2 separate regions of the Homo sapiens genome follow, and region 2 is linked to region 1. A link is an interaction called in ENCODE POLR2A ChIA-PET data of the cell type or tissue named here. Cell type or tissue: HCT116. All regions are shown on one strand.

The links. ChIA-PET counts read pairs that join two places held together with the same protein. Peaks named below come from ENCODE experiments on the same cell type or tissue, not always from the same donor. Only the 100,000 strongest peaks of a DNase experiment are listed, where the experiment ranks them.
Region 2: POLR2A ChIA-PET joins it to region 1 with 5 read pairs; 3 of 35 experiments call an interaction of 5 or more read pairs at or near these places.

Annotation. Positions count from the first base shown.
Region 1 is chr10:28,212,278-28,220,277 of GRCh38, forward strand. The region is part of intron 2 of MPP7 (MAGUK p55 scaffold protein 7); the gene reads right to left. Among named protein-coding and RNA genes, the nearest start is that of MIR8086, 73 kb to the right of the region's middle. In HCT116, no CTCF peak of the experiment used is centred here; DNase peaks (open chromatin) are centred at 2,128, 3,844, 5,754 and 7,144; H3K4me3 peaks cover 3,512 bases; H3K27ac peaks cover 8,000 bases.
Region 2 is chr10:27,729,994-27,737,993 of GRCh38, forward strand. It overlaps MKX (mohawk homeobox), which reads right to left. Exons shown (of 7, transcript NM_173576.3): 4 at 5,228-5,381; 5 at 4,463-4,798. Among named protein-coding and RNA genes, the nearest start is that of MKX-AS1, 11 kb to the right of the region's middle. RefSeq lists an enhancer at 4,110-5,309. In HCT116, no CTCF peak of the experiment used is centred here; no DNase peak of the experiment used is centred here; H3K27ac peaks cover 435 bases.

The DNA.
Region 1 (8,000 bases):
GGAAGTTGTGAGAACTACACAAGTTCAGGTGGATTTTCAAGGAAGAACTTAATATGAATTTCTGTCTGACTGAATGAGGGACATGGGGGAAAAAAAATCAAACATAACTCCAACAGTTTTTGAAGTTGCCATCACCTATAATGGGGAAGTTCAGCCTTAGACATACTGAATTTGGAATGTCGATTGGATACCAGTGGAGATGCAGTGGGCAGTTGAATATGGGGTCAGCAGGTCACCAGACTGCTCTGGACTGAAAACTTAATCCCTGGGAATCACTGGCACATGATTTGTACTTAAAGCCATGAGGTAAAATGAGATCCCCAGGAGCATGAGTGTAGACACAGAAGAGAAGAGGAGGCAGGGGACTGCGCCCTGAAGTCTCCAAAGTTAGGCGATGCAGAAGAGAGGAGGGACCAGCAACCACTCCGAGTGCTGTAATCTCACGTCCTAGAAAGAGAGTGTCAAGGAAGAATGAACCATCCACTGTGTAAACGCCACTGATAAGCAAGTACAATGAGGACTGAGAACTAAGCGTTGGATTTAGCAATGCGCAGGGTACTGACTACCTTTGGCAGAGTGACAATGTAGAAGACTGAATGAGGAGCACTAAAAAATGGGAAGACAGAGGAGAGAGCAAATACAGACAACTCTTAGAAGGAGCTGGGTTTGATTTTTTCCTAGAGATAGGGTCTTGCTCTGCCACTCAGGCTGTAGTGCAGTGCCATGATCAGAGCTCAGTGCAGCCTTGACCTCCTAGGCTCAGGTAATCCTCCTGCCTCAGCCTCCCGAGTAGCTGAGAATATAGGCATGCTCCCCTAGATGTGACTAATTTTTAATTTTTTTTGTAGTGACAGGGTCTCGATGTTGCCCCAGGCTGGTCTCAAACGCCTAAACTCAAGCAATCCTCCCACCATAGCCTTCTGAAGACTTGGTTCAACAGAGAATTGATCCTTGTACGGGAAGTGGGGTAAAGAAGTTTTAGCTGGAGCTGTCATTCAGTAGTTGTGAAGGAACAGGGTCAAGCGCGCAGGTGGATTAAATCCAAGAGGGCAGCTCCTCTATGGTCCCACAGAGGAAGGCAGGCAGCAGATGCCCCACGTGGGGCAAATGTGGTTGAGGGAACATGTGATAATTCCCTGAAGATTGTTTCGCTATTTTCAGTAAACTAGGAAACAGGGTTTCATGCTGAGAGTGAGGACATGGAAGAAAATGTTTGCATTTAAAAGAGAAGGTTGGGCTGGCTGTGGTGGCTCATGCCTGCAATCCCAGCACTTTGTGAGGCCAAGGCGGGCAGATCAAGAGGTCAGGAGTTCAAGACCAGCCTGGCCAACATGGTGAAACCCTGTTGTAAAAATACAAAAAAAATTAGCCAGGTGTGGTGGCACATGCCTGTAACCCCAGCTACTCAGGAGGCTGAGGCAGGAGAATTGCTTGAACCTGGGAGGTGGAGGCTGCAGTGAGCCCAGATCATGCCATTGCACTCCAACCTGGGCAACAGAGTGAGACTCTGTCTCAAAAAAAAAAAAAAAAAAAGAGAGAGAGAGAGAGAGAGAAGGTTGGTCAGAGCCTCTGGGTTTCCCAGAGGGAATGAAGGATCCAGGGAAGTCATAAATTGGTATACATTGTTGGCAATATGAAAATTGAAAGCTTGCATTCTCTTTGATCTGAAATTCACCTTTATTCACTCATTCATTACAGCTCTAGGTGGCCGAGAGCCTTCTATAGTAGGATCCATATCTAACTGTTATCAATGTTTAATCTGGAAGAAAAACCAAAAGGAACAGGAGACAATTACTTTCATTTTTGCCATATATATTTCTACACTGCTTGAGCTTTTACAAGATAAACAGCAGTTTTATAAATTTCCAAATTGCATTTTTATGTAATAATCTGCTGTAAACCTTGTTTTCAGCAGTATAGTTTACAACTTCTCCTCAAATTCTTTTCCAGCCACAGTGAATTGTTATTTGCTGTACCCTGAAATTACAACTGTATCCAGGAAACTTTACACCAATTCACCAGATAATTAATTTCCTGATGACTGCTACTGCTGTCATGTTCCCATTCTTCAGGATCCCTGAAACTACCTGAAAGATGAAAGAAGCATGGTAACATGCTTACATCAAAGTTTCATTAACAGGTTTAACTTAACACACTTGCCAACATTTCAAGAGGCGTGTTTCGGAAGCTGGCAAGCTCCCAAGTCCCCTCCACACTTCAAAACTCCTCTTGAGCCTTTCTCATCCCTACCCCACAAACACCGAGTGCTTACTATCTATGTGCCAGGCACTATGAAGGGCTGGAGATGCCGTGACGATGAAACCGCCTTTGCAAAAGTATAACTGAGGAAAGTATGACAGTGAAAGAAATCAGACCTAACCGACTCCATCTTGTTTCTAACCTTTAAGCTGTCCTTGTTTGTTCTTGGGCATAGGCTGAACTAACTTTGGGAAGGGATTCAGTTCATGGTTTGACTCTGAAGCAAAACTGATAATAGCCCTTTCCCAGAAAGACCCCCTTCTTGCCTGGGGACCAGTCCACCTTGCAGTACTAACAAATTAGCTACAAGATTAGAAAGTACAGTGTAGGGGTCATGCAGCCTCTGGTTCCAAGAGTCTGAACCTCTCCACGTGGCTCCTGGGGGTAACATCACTATTGAAAAATCTAAGATCAGTGCTTGAGATATTTTGTAGACCCTGCACTCGATGGATCAGCTGACACCACCCAGACAGGTAATCTGGCTCAACCAGTTCTGCCATCTCACCCAGGAACAGAAAACAGCAAGAAAACCTCACTTCAACCCCCTATTATTCCATCTCCAGCCTGAACAATCAGCACTTCTCACTTCCCAAGCCCCTACCCAAATTTCTTTAAATTATCTTTAAAAACTCTGCTCCCCAGTGCTCAGGAGATTGATTTGAATAATAATAAAACTCCGGTCTCCTGAACAGCCAGCTCTGTGTGAATTACTCTTTCTCCATTGCAATTCCCCTGTCTTGATAAATCAGTTCTGTCTAGGCAGTGGGCAAGGGAACCCATTGGGCGGTTACAAAGAAGGGAGGAAAAAAAAAATAAAAGCAAACACAAGTTTTTTCCCCAGTGTAGGGTAGCAGCCAGATATCGATAATCATGAAAATAAATGCAAAGTGACAACTCTGAAAAGCCCTATACAAGAGGAGGTTGTTGCACCAGGAAAAGTATAAGAGAGAGAGATGTGAACAACTCAGGGACAGCGTTCTCGAGGAAGCGACAATTATGCTGGGATCTGAAGGAAGCACAGACATTAACTTGGAGGTGCTGAAGTGAGGAACAGAAAGAGAACCGCACTTACAAAGGCCCTGGGGTAGCATGCTTAGACTCTAGGCTCATGCTTAGACTCTAGAGCCATGCGACATAATTACAAATCCCAGCTCTGCAACTGGGCATATTGGTAAACATCTCTGTGTATCCATTGTTTATTGTGTAAAACAGGTATAGTCATGCTAACCTTACAGAATTGTTATAAGGGTTAAATGAGTTATTTGTAAAGCTTACAATGATGCCTTGCTTTGCTGAACAACTTATGTAAGCATCTTTTAAATAAAAATAATTCCAAATTAAATGCTAAAACTTATTAAGTATGTCCAAGCATTAAGGAGGCAGATGACAAAATGTAAGTTTATCCTGCTGGATGCATTAAGGGGAAAAGAAAGCTTTCACAATAGGCAATAAAGACAGGCAACAACAGACCCCATGTATTGGGTAGAGTGAACTGAGAGATGAGAACTTAAAAATGTGATCACACCTGCCGCACCCTCCCCCAATTGACCTTTGGCCAGGCACAGTGACTCACACCCAGTAAACCCAACACCCAACACTGGGAGGCTGAGGCAGGAGGATTGCTTAAATCCAGGAGTATGGGACCAGCCTGAGCAACATAGCAAGACCCCGTTTCTAAAAAAAAAAAGGAGGATTGCCTGAGCCCAGGATTTGAGGCTGCAGTGAGTCAAGGTGGTGCCACTGCACTCCAGGCTGGGCGACACAGTGACACCTTGTCTCAAAAAATTAAAATTTAAAAACAACTTTCAATATAAAGATAATGCAACATATATTTGCAAGAGACAACTATAATTTTGGTGATATCAATAGTATGTATCTATTAACAATATACTGACAATATTGGCTGATGTAAACTGTACACCAGTGCACATTCTATATCAAAATCCAAACTGAGACTCCAGGGAACCAATCATTTGTCATTAACACTAACCACACTGAAATAGTTGCAGAGTCATTTTAGACAATGTTTCAAGTGATACAGAAAAATAATATTAATCCCTTTATTGAGGTAATTAGAAATAATTTGCACTTTCCTCCAGACTACCAGTGTTAGACATAATAAACACACACACTGGAGATGACCAGCTATGGCATACAGATGTGGGCTTATTGAAACAATTATTACTCAGAACAGACCTGCTGACAACAAATGTGCATTCAAATTATTCGATCTGTCTGGATCTCTGGGTCCCTAACTCTTGAAGTGACAGCACAAAACAGTTCATTAGATATAGGGTCAATGTTGTTAGTATTAAGCATTGTTATCCTCATTTTTTTTTTTGGCAGAACGAAAACTTGGAAAATCCTGGTTACATTCAGAGATGGTGGCAAAAAGAGTCAGCAATATAATTCATCTAGAAGTATTTTTAATACTCAAAGTCTTGATTTTGAGCCTTTTAACATTAATTCTCCCAGCAATTTTTCTAAAATTTCTGGATGTAATTAAGATATTCAGAAAAAAAATGTAGAGAACTCATGCTTGCAGGTTCCTGTTTATAGTTTCAGTGCTTTAAAGTTTTTAATACACTTTTATCTTCCATTTCAAAGGCTATATTAATTATATAGGAAAAAGCTGACAGAATTTGCAACTCAACAAGGCTATCCTTTAGACAAGGATATAACATACTCAGAAGTCAGAAAAACTGAATTAGTCTGGGCCCAGTGGCTCATGCCTGTAATCCCAGAACTTTGGGAGGCCAAGGCAGGTGGATTGCTTGAGCCCAGGATCTTCAGACCAGCCTGGGCAACATGGTGAAACCCTATCTCTACTAAAAACACAAATATTAGCTGGGTGTACTGGTGTGTCTGTAATCCCAGCTACTCAGGAGGCTGAGGCACGAGAATCGCTTGAACCCGGGAGGCAGAGGTTGCAGTGAGCCGAGATCGCACCACTGCACTCCAGCCAGGGTGACAGAGTGAGACTCTGTCTCAAAAAAAAAAAAAAAGAAAAGAAAAGAAAAGAAAAGAAAAACTGCATCAGGGAAGAACTTTTAACAAAAAAAGTCACAAAAAAAGGCTTTACCATTTGCTAGGAACCATTTCACAAAACCCACCTTTATTATAGAAATTATCTTCTGAATTACTAAGATGAGGCAGGGGAAGGGAAAAGGAAGTAGTAAGAAAAAAGAAGCCAGGAAACATATTTTCTTCCTAAAAAGATGAGAATAAAGTCCTCATGCTTTGTAAAAGGGAAAATTACCAGGGTTGTCATGTTTGTCAAACAATAGAGAACCGTCTTTTCATCAGGAAAACTATAAAGCAAGCATACACCAGCTGGACTACATCAAAAGCAATCAAAGCAAGGCAAAAAATAAAACCTCCAACTTACCCAAATGCTTGTGGTTCAGAACGCCTAAAGAGAATTAGGCAAAGTATGTGAGCTCTGATTTACTAACACATATTGGGTTGATGATTCATAGCTCCTCATGGAGACTTTACGCCTAAATGAAAATAACGATGTGTAATGCAACTGAAAGTTACTGAGGAGCCTGATCAAAGTGATGAGTAGATAACAGTTGAAAGTAGCAGTGATAGCTAACTTCAGATCAGTAGGGAGGAGGCCAAAAGAGGCCGGTGGAGAATTGGCTATGGTTCAACTGAGGCAGTGTGATAAATAAAATCGGACGCTGGAAAGGAGTCGGGGGTAGGGCAGCGGTGGTAGAGAGGTGGTTGGGGGAGAACTAGAATACAGAGCAAAGGGATTTAGTCGTAGAGGAATTAATCTTCAGATTAAAGGATCAATATGACACTAAAACCATTTATGCACTTGGCAAGCTGTGATCCTGCACACTTGAGCAGCAAAATCGTGTGTGGAAGAAAGAAATGCAGCTTTATCAGCTCCATGTTTAGTCTCAGCAACAACAGGTGAGACAGACAGGTAAAAGATTGGCTAACTAATGTTAAACGGAGGCAGAAATATCTCCCTTAAAGTAAATAACTGACTTTCAAACATATGTTAGTCACAGGCCACGAAGACACTATAAGACCTAATAGGAGGCTTTCTAATCAAACCATCCAGGCCATATTCTAGGCAATGATACCTACTGCCATGCGATCACAGTCTCCAAACACAAGGAACCAAAAAAAGAAAATCAAGATTCAGGAAAGCCTAATTCAAAGTAAAAAATTACTAAATAAAATAGAAGTTTCTGTTGTCCAAAACAAAATTTAAAAACACCAGAATTTTTTTTAAAAAATAAAACAAACATGTAACTTACACCAACAGATACTTATTTTAAATACCCAGCACGACCTAGGGCCGATTAGAATCTCAATTCCTCATTTCAGAAATGTTTGAAACAAAACTAGAGAAACTAGAGAATTTCACACTTTCCTTCCCTCCACCTCCACAGCACTTTTTCAAGAAATACATCTATGCCACAATCAAGGCACAAGTATCTAGATCTATTGATCTAACTATATATCATAGATATTCTGAAAATACAAGGAAAATGATGACAAAGTACGGAGCATAGATCCACCTATACAAACTATAAAGAGAATTTCGTTTAGAACAACTTATTTCCTATTGCTTTCTCACAGAATTTGAACAAATATAACTTATTGCTTTTAAACCTAAAAACATAAATTCAATGCTAAAATGTGACACTAAATTTCAAAACAATGACATATCTAAAATGGGAAAAAATTTAAAAAATACAGAAGCACAAGAAGGAAAGACATTTTTCCAATTCCAGAAAACTGCTTCTGTAAAAATATAATATTCTGTACAAGACAGTAGTGGTTCCTAAGAGAATAAATGGCTCAGAATTTGATGAAAGTGTTCCCGCAGCGAACAATTCACTCTGCTTGCAGATTCCAGATGCTCAACATTCCTGACATCAGAACGGAAAAATTTACTGTTAGTCTAGAGAAATTTAATATCACCATTCTTGTCATATCCCTCATAGCTTCATTATTAGTACAAGTCTGGGGAAGCCATAAACCTATGTTAAATGATAAAAAAAGATGTTCTCTGGGTTCAATCATACTCATATAAGCAACCAAAATATCTAGAAGTCATATGGAAAAAGACTTGAGGGAAAAACAAATATGTATTTACGTGTTTTTTGTCTTAGTTCTCACATTTGCATTCTGTGCAGTATGGTCAGGCATCGGACCAAAACGTTTTACTATAACCTAGGGCTAATAAACACTAAAGAACATATATCGACGCCCAGAACAACACTATAAAATTTTATTATATTAATAAAATAGGATACACCAAGCTTTAAATTTTCCACTTTGTCAAAGGTAAAATAATCAGCACTGTTCGGTGCCATTCATAACAGGCTGCAATTTTTCCCATTTAAAGTATGTTTTATTTCCAAAACTACCTATAGTACACTAAAATACTAACACAACCCTGAGAGAGGCAATCTCTTTCTCACACTTTCCCTCAACTGCAAATAACTTATTAAAGCATTGGGCCAGCTGAGTTTGTAAATATGTAAAACAATCTAAATAATTATAGTATTGCAGCTTGCTTGATAACACTTTATACAATTATCTTAAAGTCCATAAATTCAGGGTGAGTTAACAGGGGAACATGCATACAACTTTACCTAACTTTCATTTGTACATGCCATCTCTAAGCTTTAAATAGGTTCCAATTTGTAATTAACTGTCAATAGTCTGTAGCTCTGCACAAAGTATTCTCTACTACCAAAATAAATACGATG
Region 2 (8,000 bases), 480 kb before region 1:
CATCAGTTTGTAAGGAAATTCACTCAGTCAAACATCTGAAAATTACCATTCGCTAAGCTCACATGATAAAAACAAATTATAATTTTAATTTAGATGACTTAATTCAACAGATGACACTGAGTGACTAAATTTCCTTTGAGTATTAATTACATTTAGATGCAATGACCTTAATAACTCTGATCAATTGCAATGGTAAAATTACTGCTGTCAAAAATGTTTCAACCCATTTGTAGTGAGAGCCTGCTATGACCCTGGCATGAAGCCAAAGACTGTGGATTACAGAGAAATAATGTCTATGTAAAATCAATAAAAATATGTTTGCATTTGCTTTGATGTTTCTAGTAATATCTTCAATTAGGATTACTACTTTATAATCTACAAGATTCTGCCCCCTAGAATTTAATAAAAATAAGTGAAGTAAAATTCAGTGATACATTATCCTTTCTCACACCAACTTTCAACTGGCTTTTTTTTTTTTTTTTGAGACACAATTTCACTCTGTCACCCAGGCTGGAGTGCAGTGGTACAATCTCGGCTCACTGCAACCTCTGCCTCCTGGGTTCAAGCGATTCTCGTACCTCAGCCTCCCGAGTAGCTGGGATTAGAGGCGCCTCCCACCACGCTCAGCTAATTTTTGTATTATTAGTGGAGACGGTGTTTCACCATATTGGCCAGGCTGGTCTCGAACTCCTAATTTCAGGTGATCTGCCTGCCTCGGCCTCCCAAAGTGCAGGGATTACAGGTGTGAGTCACCATGCCCGGCCTCAATTGGCTATTTGATTCCATATATTTAATAAAACTCATCACAAGACAGCTACTCTAACAAAAATGGATGAATAATTGGATAAAGTTCCTTGGCAGCCGGGCGCGGTGGCTCACGCCTGTAATCCCAGCACTTTGGGAGGCTGAGCCTGGCAGATCACTAGGTCAGGAGATCGAGACCATCCTGGCTAACACGGTGAAACCCCGTCTCTACTAAAAATACAAAAAATTAGCCCAATGTGGTGGCACGCACCTGTAATCCCAACTACTCAGGAGGCTGAGGCAGGAGAATTGCTTGAACTTGGGAGGTGGAGGTTGCAGTGAACCGAGATCGTGCCACTGCACTCCAGCCTGAGCGACAGAGCAAGACTCCATCTCAAAAAAAAAAAAAAAAAGGAAAAAAGAAAAGTTCCTCAGCAATAAATTGTAACAAAAACAAATAAATTGTAAAGTGTTCTTTTAAAAAATTTGAAAGTTCAAAATCTTTGTACTACTGTAGCACTGGGGGAGGGGGTGTTAATACAGACTTAGAAAATTTCTATTTAGGTGAGGAAAGAAAGATATAACCAGATGGAATTGAAAGAATTCAGAAGAAGGTTATATGCCAGAGAAAACCATAGCAGTTGCTCAGAAAGTATTTCTTGAAATCCCCTGTTTTACTATTTATACATGCCTGGTAACCCAGCTACGATTGCAGCAACACTGTCACTCAATTCCCACCAAAGACAGCCATTGATTGTTTTGACCTGAAACCTAGCAGATCAGTCTTAGGCCACCAGCCTTTCTTAATTCTCCAACCATAAAAACAAATCATTTAGTCTGCCCTTTTTAAGTTGGTGCACACGCATGTAAAACCAGAAGTTTACATGTCTAGGTTGCTTTCTCATTGCTTGCATAACTAAAAAAAAAAAATAGGCTTTTATTTAAAAATAGAATTTGGCAAATGAATAGTCCATACTATGGACCAAGTGCCTTTGGAATGCTTTAATAAAAACAAGCCACCGAGATATTTAACTTTGAAAAGAATCAACTCTACAGGCATGCTATTCACTCTGGCTTTATATTTTGTCACTTTTGAAAAGAACATGCATTTTCAGAAGACTCACCACACTGGGAAAATTGCGTAGGCATCTAATCTATGTTTTTACCAGGCAATGTTAAAAATTTTATAAGAAAAATATTTTAAAATAAAAGATTACCAATTACTCTGTCTCATTAAAATTAATGTATTTGTCATTTTTTTTTATTTGCCTATGCACATTTGTACTGTCATAACTGTATTATAGTGTTTCCACAATTTTGAATTGTTTTTCAATATTACATTATAAATATTTCTCAAGTATTTTCATAGTATCAGTATTATAAAGAAAGATCTTGACTTTTATGCAGTCTTAATCTGATTTGAGAGTAGGATAACGTTTACATTTTTTTTAAAATTGATACTTTTTATATGTTCCAGAAAAATGTATAAAACACGAGCATTAATTACTTCTTCAAAGTTTGAAAAGAAATGGATGTATTAAGTCATGTGTTTTGGGAATTGGATTGACTAAAAATCTTAATTTTTCCCTAGTTATTGGCCATTTAAAACTTTTCTTGTTTATGAACTTTTAATTTGTGTGGAGAATGCCAATTTATTTAAATACACATTTACATATAGTATATTGCCAAACAACTGTGCATAGTACTTCATCATAATTTTTTAAAACCTTTTTTGTTTAATAACTGTTTATTGATTGTTGTTTCTTTCCTTTGTAATTTCCAATTTTAATTTGCGTCGATTTTTGCTTGTTTAATTTATTATTGTTTTAAAAGAGTCAACTCTTATTTATTTTTCAGCTTCCCATTTGACCTTTTTTTATTTTATTTTATTTTTCAATTATCTGTTTGAACAATGTGATTTCTTTCCCTGTCTCTAAAAATAAACATTCATAAAACTCTGAATTACTTTCAAGCTCTTCTCTGGTCACAACAGTCAGATGTTAATATGTAGTGTCTTCATTTTCTTTTGCAACAGGGTCTCCCTCTGTTCCTCAGGCTGGTGTGCAGTGGCATGATCACGGCTCACTGCAGCCTTGATCTCCTGGGCTCAAGCGGTCCTCCCACCTCAGCCTCCCAAGTAGATGGGACTGCAGGTATGCACCACCATGCATGGGTAATTAAAAAAAAAATTTGTAGCAATGGGGGTCTCACCATATTGCCCAGGCTTGTCTCAAACTCCTGGGTTCAAGGAATCCTCTTGCCTCTGCCTCCCAAAGTGTTGGGATTACAGTTGTGAGCCACCTTGCCCAGCTTCATTTTCATTATTGGCCAAATTTTCTTTTATTTTTTCTTCTTCCTAGACCCAATTATTATTTACAAGACAATTTCTGTAATTTTGAGTGTTTGGAGTTTGTTTTTATTGTTGGAGTTGGTGATGCAAAGAGAAAATGAGGTTGATTTAAGTCTTTAGAAATGTATTGATATTTTCTCTGAATCTTTGTAGATCATTTGTCTCATATATATTTGTAAACGTTTGAAAATCAGATTGCTGGTGAAATGATCTAAAGGGTACATTAACAGAGCAACTTTAGATTTCTTAATAAAGCCCTACTGTTCATGGACCAAGCTTCTTGATATTATGAAGAAAAGATGTAGTAAAATGTGTATAGTTTATATCATAGGGCCTAGTATACCATAACTACTCTATACATGATTGGTAGTAGTAGGGATAATAATAGTGATTATAGTAGTGATGTTCTTCCTATCTCTTGTGCAGATTCAGAGATCTGGAGGAGAGTACCTACTATGTGTTCTTGGTCTGGGTTTTCTTATCTGTGATGTAATGTGCCTGGTCTAGATGTTTTCTGAGGTTATTTCCAGCTCTAATATTCTAAATCTCATTTGCTGACATTTTCAGGACCCAGACTCTGTCTACACCAGATGTTGGTCATGCATATTCCTTGTTCCAAAGTCACCTCATACACTTCTTAAGAGCAAACCTCTCTGGGAACTGAAGTCAAGATAGAAATTTTTACCAAACCTACTACTCCATCTGAAAGTTTTGGACAGGTAGGAATCGATCCTTTATTTCTGGAAGGAAAGTAAAATTTTAAAAGCTATTTTTCATCCCTGCTTATGCTTTTCAGGAATGAGAGTAAAATTTCCAGAGCAATGGAAGCCAGACCTATACCTTTCTTTCACAAAAGCTTGACACCCTATTAATTTGTTTTCATTTACCATCACTATTTAGCAATCAAAGCATTTAACAGAAAAGATAAAATACAAAGTATTTGCAGGACTGGCCACAATCCGGCACTATCCTCTATTATAAATTATTCATAAAAGCCAGTATACACCCCCCTAAACATTGTTATTCTGAAGATTAAAATTATTATAAAGAATGAAAATTCTTCCATCTTGAGTTAATTTTTGTATAAAAACAAAATGAAAATATTAAAAAATTAAAATTAAAAAATATAAAAAGAATAAAACTTCCTGTCTTTAATATGAAAACTGAAAATTTCTCAGTAAGACCATAATCTACTAACAAATGTATCCATTGGCAATTCTAAACAAAACGAAAGCTTTAAAACTGAATTATGGGCAATATGTGAATAATCTGATGTCTTTATACCTGTTAAAATAAATCCCTCTGATGCAGTTTTAATTGTGCTTTAAACAGGTATCGCAGGAATTACTACAGAAAGCACGGACTTACCTGTGCGATAGACAAAGTTGCCTTCAGTTTCTGATGACGATGGAGACACTAATTCTTCCTCAAATTCATTGGAGCTAAAAGATCCCGAGTGGTTTCTTTGCCTTGTTTTTCCCATCATGGTAGTGTTCGTGGCCATGACATGTCTCAAAGAGTCATTAAGGTAACGGTTCAACAAGCTGCTCTTGTATTTGGGGGGTGCCACGTAGTCCTCACTGGCCCGTGACTCTGGCCTCACTCCCGCTTTGATGACCGAATTCTCACTTTTAATCACAGGATGGTGAACTGGGGTATTATAGCCCCCTTCGTTCATGTGGGTTCTTGGAGGATTTTCTCCATCTAAAGTGGAACAGTATCACTAAGTAGGGTGGTATGCATACTTTCCCCCAGCCACCCAACTCTTATATTTAATCCTTAAAAATATATAAAGGAAATATATTTAAAGTATATAAAATTATCTTTGATAGTCAAGATCAATTTTTAGGCAATGAAAGCAAATATTTATGTCATCTCTCGCTTATGGTATTTTAATTTTAATGAATTTCACTGAATATGTTATTCTGACACATGGTATATCTATAAACAAGAGGAAATGGCCATCATTCCTTTGGTCATTTATAGTATTATAAAAATGAAGTTACTTCATGCAATAAAAAAGAACCGTTAAGGCACCATCATATTTTGTGAGAGCAACCTTAAAAATAGCAATTATGGTGAACTTGCTAATAGAGGCAAAACAAAGAAAGCAAAATAAAAATATTAACAAACCTTCAGAACATGAGTCATCACTGCTTACGCTAAGCCGTTCAGCATTGCCTTGAACATACTTGTTGTATAACTTTATTCTCAAAGCCCAGCTTAAATCTGGCTGTCGAACGGTATTCTTAAGCCGACGTCTTGCATTAGCAAACCAATTTGACACCTAAAACAGTATTATTTTTCAATTAACAAAACTTAAAAACATTATCCATGGTGCGATTATTTTCTCATAAAGGAGCTAAGCCTCTCTCAGCACCTCTGATCATTAAATATTCTCAGGACATAAGAATACCGGACATTCGCATCCATTCATTCATTTGACAAACATGTTGCTTACTACAGACACTGAGCATTTAGTGTATTTGTGGAATAAGGAAAAATGAAAAGGCCTTGACATCAAAAAATTTAATAAGAGAAAAGTCCAGTAAGAGAAGTAGGAGGGTATACAAATAACTAGTATAAGAAAGAATGTGATGAATGGCATACAAGACATTAAAATGATACGAGTCCAAAGGAAAGAGGGGTTACTTTCATATATGACTCCAGCCTTTTTGAGGAAGTTAAGTGAGCCTTTGAAGAAAGTCCAGAATAGGTCAGGTCAAGAGGGAAGGGAAGTGCATTCCCAATAAAGAGGACACAGGAACAAATAGAAGTGAAATTCCACAGAAATTGTAGGGGTTGAAGAAGAGGGAAGAGTTAAAGATGACCTTGAGTCATCAAACCTGTGGAACCAAGAGAAGGGTAGTGCATTTGGGGAAGGAGATGAAACTTTCTGAGGATAAAATGATGTGTTTGGCTTGGGCAATGTCTAGTTTGAGGTGCTAATACTGGTGACATGTCTGGTAAGAAAATAAAAGTGGTATCTGAGATTGAAGGGAGGGGATGAGCAAATTCAAGAGGAAAAGGCACAGAGGTAATAGTCAAAGTTGCAAGAGTAGAGAGAGTGAAAGCAGGGTCAAGGGCCAAGCTTTGGAAACCATTAGAGATGAAAAAAGTGGGATCTGTTCGCTTCCAAAAGAGGCGTTAGCAAAACAGAGGTAGAACCATGGGTGAAGAGGGGGAAAATAAACCAAAGAACTCCTCACTTTAAGCCAAAAGTCAAATGTTTCTTAGACAAATAGGTGAAGGCAAAGAAAGAAATATGTCAAGACAAAGAAAAGCTACTTCCATTCTTTTTTTTTTAAAGATGTTACTGGATTTGATACTTGAAATTTCTTCTAAAATACCAGGTTATCATCAGTGCATAGATTTTTAGAAACTCAAAAGGGCAATACTTGCCTTTAAAAGAATGAAACATGGGAAGAGAATTAAATCTTTCTGCCAGTTTGGTCCAGAACATGACCAAACTGAGGAATTTAAGCTAGGCTTTGAAGAAAGGCCAGATTACTATAATGGTTTGTGTGGCAATGTTTGCACTGGAAATTTCTACTTTTTTTTTTCTAGATTTATACTATAAATACACATTTTTTGTGCATTACTCAAGTCCTTATTATTCTACTTAAAAAAAAATCTCAAATTATACTTTTTCTCCCTGTCCTCATGGGTAAACACACGGTGGGTTTCCCATATGTATTTAATATTCAATATAGTTAATATTGTCTTCTTTGTACCTGAAGCAATGATAGTTATCCTTTCAAATTTATATGCAATGACATATTATCTCACTGTGGCATTTCAGAAGTCAGTCTTCACCAATGCTTCTTCCTGCTAAGCTATGTTACTATTACTAAGATTCAGTCTGACTTCAAATTCTCAGTCCTTCCCATTCTCTACAGACAGACAACAAAATTATTGAGTGACTATTGTACTTTAGCCATGGTGTTAAGTCCTAGGAATGAATAAGCTTTGTCTTCTGCACTCCCAGAAGGACTAGCGGAAAAGAACTACACATAATTAACTGGGATACACTGGTGAACATTAGCTGTGGAAGCACAAGGAGCCTGATCCCTTTCTTCATGAAATTTCTCAAACTCCCTTGGATTCTTCAACTCACTGCCAAAATCTTCATCCGACTACTTTATCCAGCCATACTACTAGCTGGGAATTTGAAAACATTTCTCTTTCTAACTTCCCTGTCTTCCATTCTGTTCTCTTAAATGGATCTTAGCAAGTATCATCAAATTCAAGAATTGATGCACCATTTTGATTTAGTCACTTCACTTCTTCAAATCCTCATAAATGTCCTGTTATCCCATAATCACCATACAGTGGAAGAGGGCCTGGCTTCCTGTTCTGAATTTGCCAAAAACATGCTGTGTGAATTTGGATAAATTATTCAACTTTTCTGAACTTTGAATCCTTCATCTCTAAAATGGATTTGATGGTTCCTAATATCCTTGCTAGCTCTAAAAATTAAGATGGGTGAATACATCCCAAGTTCCCCTACAGCAATGTTAATTTCCTTTATACTAGGTACTAACCTCCCTCTGTTGACCAGTACTGTCTCCAGCAAGAGTGTTTTTGTCCTTCTTTGCTCCTTTCACACACAGAGTACAGCCTGCAACTTCCCCTAGATCATTCATATTTACTAGAATCCAACTCCAAAACATTTTTGTAACTTTCTTTACTCAATGGGATATAATTCAGACTAACCTTAAATCTTAACTAACCTTAAATCTTCACACAGCAACCACACATAGTACAGTGTAAAATCCAATTCTTATGAAACTCTTCTTATAATGAAAATGCAATGGCCTTCTAATTTTTTAAAAAAGTAATACACTACCCTTCTAACAGATAAAAATGGGGGAACATTTAAATGATTTAAATGTCACAGGGGATT